Regions from separate parts of the Homo sapiens genome. Here region 1 is linked to region 2. The links are chromatin loops, found by intact Hi-C in ENCODE. Cell type or tissue: ascending aorta. All regions are shown on one strand. Each heading gives the region's core, and the rest is flanking DNA. Links, peaks and the distances in the headings are about the cores only.

The links. Peaks named below come from ENCODE experiments on the same cell type or tissue, not always from the same donor. Only the 100,000 strongest peaks of a DNase experiment are listed, where the experiment ranks them.
Region 1: a loop joins it to region 2, with 2.9 times the contacts of the local background. A loop is called at or near these places in 4 of 110 quality-filtered maps.

The regions. Positions count from the first base shown.
Region 1 is chr3:115,238,556-115,241,481 of GRCh38, forward strand. No RefSeq gene overlaps it. Among named protein-coding and RNA genes, the nearest start is that of ZBTB20, 93 kb to the left of the region's middle. RefSeq lists an enhancer at 733-1,932. In ascending aorta, for the core only: no CTCF peak of the experiment used is centred there; a DNase peak (open chromatin) is centred at 1,346; H3K27ac peaks cover 762 bases.
Region 2 is chr3:115,399,968-115,402,893 of GRCh38, forward strand. No RefSeq gene overlaps it. Among named protein-coding and RNA genes, the nearest start is that of GAP43, 220 kb to the right of the region's middle. In ascending aorta, for the core only: no CTCF peak of the experiment used is centred there; a DNase peak (open chromatin) is centred at 1,544; H3K4me3 peaks cover 356 bases; H3K27ac peaks cover 2,500 bases.

The sequences.
Region 1 (2,926 bases), core at 174-2,673, 160 kb before region 2:
TTATTTCTTATGGAAGTACTTATTACCCAGTACTGTCATTGTCTGGTTACTTACTGTGTTAGTCTGTTTTGTGCTGTTATAACAGAATACCTGAGACTGTGTAATTTATGTAGAACAGAAAATTATTTTCTCACAGGTCTGGAGCCTGATAAGTTCAAGATCAAGGCACCAAAATTTAGTGTCTGGTGAGGGTCTTCTTGCTGTGTCCTCCCATGGCAGAAAGCAAAAGGGCAAGAAAGCAAGTTAGCTGAACACCTTCTGAAGTCTCTTTTATAAGGGCTTTAATCTATTCATGATGGAGAAGCCCTCACCACCTAAACACCTCCCAAAAGGCCAACTTCCCAACACTGTTGCATTGGAAATTAAACTTCCAACACAAGAATTTTGGAGGACATATTCTGACCACAGCACATACCTAAATCTCCCACCTCACTCCGTGTGTTATGGAGACAGGAATTGTACTCAGAAATGTTTCTGGGAATAAGTAAGTGGAGCAATAAGATAGCTGTAAAGCAACTGGGACCATTTATATGAAGCAGCCAAGATACCCACAATAACTTGGAGAAACTGCTCTGGAAAAGTAGACATTAAGTCTCCATTGTTGGGGTTTCTGACAGCTGTGGCATGGTGGCATGGTACTACCATAGTTCTTCTACTCTAACACTTTCAAATACCCTTTTAGGTTTTTTCCCTAAGTTCTCCCTCTTTCCTTTTTCCCAGATAATCAATAGATGATTAAATGTCTATGTGAATTGCAACTGTCTGAGTTCATTGTGTTATTGTATTTTTTGTTAAATGGGTATAATTTGAAAACAAGACCTAGAAATACTGCCATACTTTATCTGGAGTCATCTTAGAAGATTATTATTATCAGCATAATTATCTACTTTCCATACAACTTGATTGTTCACATTATATATATTTTTGACTTGAGGTGGAAGGATGACAAAAGGGTCTCATTTAACCTTTTCTGTTTTTAAATAGAAGCAAGATTATTTCTAAAAGTCAATAAAGGATATCCCAGAGGAATTGAGGAAAAATGGGATGAGGACTTCAGTAAAACATACTTTGGTGACAAACATTTTGATATAAAATTTTGTAAAAGCACACACATCCTGATGGGAAGAGGATGAGTAATTTCTTTTTAATTCAGAGCAAGTGTTCTAATCTGGCTGAAATTCTGGGAAGTGCTGGAAATCCCCAAAGCAAAGTGCCAGATGCCATTTCTGGATCCTGGATACGTGGGCTTGGTTGCTAAGATGATGATGCCTCCTCCCCTTCACCACATTCAGCTGACGCCTGAGCGACAGGGAGTTGATGTACGCAGAGCACGGATCTAACAATGTCAACTGTGCTGACATCATCCTAGCTGTGCAGGGCTGATGGGAATTCAGAATATCAAACATCATATCAAGGGCAGTGAGCAGGTGTGACTCATTTCCCTGGAGAAGTGGGAGAGAGGAAGGGAGAGGGCAGGATTATCTCACACTGACACACACACAGCCTTTAGACTGAGCTATTTGCGTGGCTTATTTAAAAGCAGCAAAACAATGTTCTGTCTCTCTCTTCATTTTTCTACCGGAAACACTTTATATTCTAGTCCTATGTGTCTCAGCATAGAATCGAGCCTTTCAACATCATAGTGTATTAAAATACACATTATTTAGGATCATTACTTTTTATGTTACATAAACCCAACTATGAGAACAATTCAAACAAATAAATTTTATGTTTTTATTTTCTCTTCAGGTATCATCTAGTGAACTGTTCAGATGCAACTGAATTGAAAAGGAGCTGAACAAAAGATCCTGAGAGAGGTCTGATGAGACTGCTTTGGTATTACCAAATATATACAGCATTTCTGTATTCTAGCAGAGTATATTGCTTGGTACGAGAGAAGGGGTGCATGATAAATGCTCAATAATTGCTCCTTGGGTGAATAATACAAAAAGACTGTACGTTTGTAAGAATGAGCGTTAATATATAGATTCTCATGTATTTTATGGAGTTGATTATGTATCAGTTGACTTTAAGGGAAAATGGTAATAAGACTGGATACAATAACAATTGTGGTGTTAGTGAAGTTACTGGTTTCACAAGTCTCTTATCCATTGGAACATCTTATTAGAATGATTAGGCTAGGGCAATTAAATCAGAAAGGAGTGTACATCAAAACAGTAAACAAAACAAAACTAAACCCTTCTGCTTCCAAAGGCTTAGTGTTTAATAGCAATGAAAGAGGTACAGTGAACTGACATGGTTGTATTCTCTCCAAAATGACCCTAACGTGTCTTATCACTCTGAGAAGTACTAATTTATCTATGTCTTGTGTCAGCCATAACACAAGGAACAAAAGGACAAAAATTGTTGTTACCCTGTACTCAGTGCTAAAAAGTACCACTTATACTTCCATTTACTCTGTGTGTTTAGTAAAATGGCATATGTATGATAGATTGTGAAGCATATTGGAATCTATGTGTATTGGTTTTTATTGGTATAGCTTGAACAGCACAGAAACAGAAAGGTGTGTTTCAGCTCAATCTATAGGATACTACTTGTACAATACAGATGGTGTTGGAGGCAATAGGAGGGAAGAACATGAAAAGAGAGGAGTGACTTCTATAGAATTATATGTGCAATGACATAAAGAACTCCAAGTTCTTGCTATGAGATAATAAGTAAGTTGATAAGAGAGATGAAAGGATATTAGCATGTTCCTAGAAGGCATCTTAAATTTTGAAGACAGATGTTGAGATATGTAGAACAAATTTTCATTTCATTTTCTCTGCTTTGAAATTACTTGGTAAGGGATTATTCTTTCTCTCTGTCTCCAATCACAATTCCTAATACAGACAGTTTGAGATTCACACAATGTTTAACGGTAATGTTCGATTGACGATAATGGTGATGATGATGATGTTGATGA
Region 2 (2,926 bases), core at 303-2,802:
TCCCTTTGAATAGCCACTCCTGCTAAGGAACCCAGTGACCCCATGGCATTTAGCTTCAGCCTGGTAGCCCGTTCCATCTTCTTTTCTCTCTTTCTGAATTGAATTGCAAATGTAGGCATGCCTCAGTGAAAGCACTTATACTGTATTTCTGATCTGCGTCTTGACTCCTCTCCTCCTCAGGGACAGCAAAAACCCTGAGGAAATATAGTTGGCCTCAGTTAAGCTGGGCCTCTGATCAGATTAGCTCCCAGTTTAATAAGACTTGAGGTAGGCATCCCAGCTGTGCTCTCTCCCATTTCACGTTCATAGAAAGATCAGTGGCTGAAGGCCCTTATTCTGCAGATTGGGGCCTATGCATGTGATTTGGGGCTCTGTTTCTCCAGTTTTATCCTGAGGTTTAGACCTGAAGGAATATTTGTAGGTTTCAGAGAAAGAGGTTTAAAACATAAGAACTGAGAATGCTTACCTAAGTTCTAAGTTAGGTAAGGAGGGTGAGAAAATTTTGGACTCATATACTTTGGGATCCTGCTCACTCCTCTGAAGCATTGACCCCACACAAAACACACTTCTTTTGATAGCATAAGTTCACAATCCTTCTATCTCTTCAGTCCTCTGGCTTCTTTTCCTAATATGTAAAATGTGTTGCAATAACATAAAATAATTCTTAACTTTCCTCTCTGCTCCTGACTCCCATGAGGTCCTCAGGCCCTATAAAGGCTTCTATGGGCAAGATATTTTGAGGAAAAAATGACGAGGAGACCACAACATTGGTCATTCATTCAACTATTCACGCATTTGACAAACATTCAATCAGTGCTAATCAGACTTAGGCACTCGAGTTGTTACAGGAGGGGGCTCTCCCCTGCACCCCACTAGGAATGTTGGGTGATGGTTCAGCAATTATGGCATTGCCTCTCTAAAAATTATAATTTGGCAACACCAGGGAGAGTCCATTTCCTCATGGTCCATACCCGTGAACGTCAAAATGTTAATTGAATGCAGGCCCCAGGGAAAAGCAACTTTCTGAGTTAAGAGACAAAAGTTGCAAGGTATGATGTTCCTGGAACACGCCATCAGAAAAGGGAAGAAAGCCTTAGGTGAGCATGCATATGACGTCCTAAACACACTGCCAGTGCTCAATTCCAAAAGGTAAGGAAAGCACTGTGCATGCAGGAAGACCACCCTAAGGGAAGAATCTTGGGAAAGCGGCAAGCCTATAAAGTCCTAGGATCAAGCTTAAAGCCCCGACTTTTTTTTTTTTTTTTTTTTTGCTTCTTTTTCTGTCTTTGACCTTCGGGTGCCCACTTGGATCTCTTCCAAGGGTTCTTTTCTTTCTTTCCTATTCTAAAGACTTTTTAATAAACTTCCATTCCTGCTCTGAAACTTATCTCAGTCTCTTTTTCTGAGATAAAATTCAGAAAAAGAATTTTCTGAATTTCTGAGATAAAAGAATTTCTCAGCTGAATTCTTTTTTCTGAGGAGGCAAGGACTGAAGTTGCTACAGACCCAGACAAATATGCAGCCAGTAACTTGGGATAACGCGATCTCTTCCAGCCATAACAAAGTGACTAAGCACAGTGCCTGACTGCAAAGAACTCTTAGTTTAGTTAGGGAGAAAAAGGATAATCATAATCCATGTGGTCACAAAAATCAAGATCCATACAAGGTATTATGGGAATACATAGGAAAAATCATAAGATTTATTACAAGAAGAAAAGTTGTCATGCCCTGTTTATAAGCTAAGAAGAACAGTAAGTGTCTCCACTTTTCTTCATCTCCTCCTTGGAGCCTTCGTTGTTAATCTTCCTGGCCTTCTCTGTGTCTTAACTCAGGATCTGAATTATGATCATTTTGCCTAGGATGAGGATGATAATTCATAGAAATTATTTGAAGCACTTTAAAGTTTGTGTTTAACTACAGCAGGCCCTCCAGGATCCCAGCACAGATCCTGTTGAATCCGTCTTAAGATATTTTCCAACTCAAATGTATCATCAAAAATGGAGGTTGGCCCAACCAAGCTGATGTATCTGTTTATTTATATTAATGAAGAATAGGAAACCAGCAGTATTTCAAAATATTACTCATATCTGCTTTTGAAAATAAACCAGAAACCATGGTAGGAGGATTTTTTTTTTATTGAATGATTTCTTGCTCTTTGACTTTGTAAGCTGATGTAGAGTGTTACATTCTTCTTCAAGTGTGCACAAAGACCTTTTGTTTTTCTGGGAAAATATCATTGTGTAATAGAAAAATATTGGATTATGAGTCAGGAGACCTGGAGTTTGGTTTTAGCTCTGCCATTAACTATGAAAGTGATCTTGGGTAAATTACTTAAATTCAGAATATTCTCTATTAAATGAAGTGGTTGGATAAAATGCTCCCTAAGTTCCCTTCCAGCCCCAATAGTCTTTGTTCCTCTGTGAGTCACCATGAGGGTGTTCAGTGAATGCATGTGGTTGACAAGAGAGGCATGTCACATAAAAAATTCATATAAGGATATGTCATAGGATGGTTTCCTGGGAAGCAAGCTCTGAGATGAAGATTAACAAGCAGGTAGTTTATTAGGAAGTGCTTCTGGGGTCAGTCCCTATGAAATAGAAGGGAATGAAGCAGGATTGAGCAGAGGAACAAGTAAAGCTATGACACAGTCTCAGTGGAAGACACAGTTGAATCTTCAGAGGTGTCCTGAGCTGGGAAAGTGGGCTGGGCTTTAATACCTTTGTGTGGAGCAGTTATTGGATGAAACCTGGAATGAAGTGGCTCTCTTTAGCTTAAGGAATCTCCAATGGAGGCTGACAATTAAGGGCTTTATTCAGTATAACTTCCAACAGCTGGAAGAATACATCCTTCATTCCTGAAGGATAATAATTGGTTTCTACCACAGGATGTCTGTGTGCTGTCATACTCTATTGGGCATCAGTGGAAT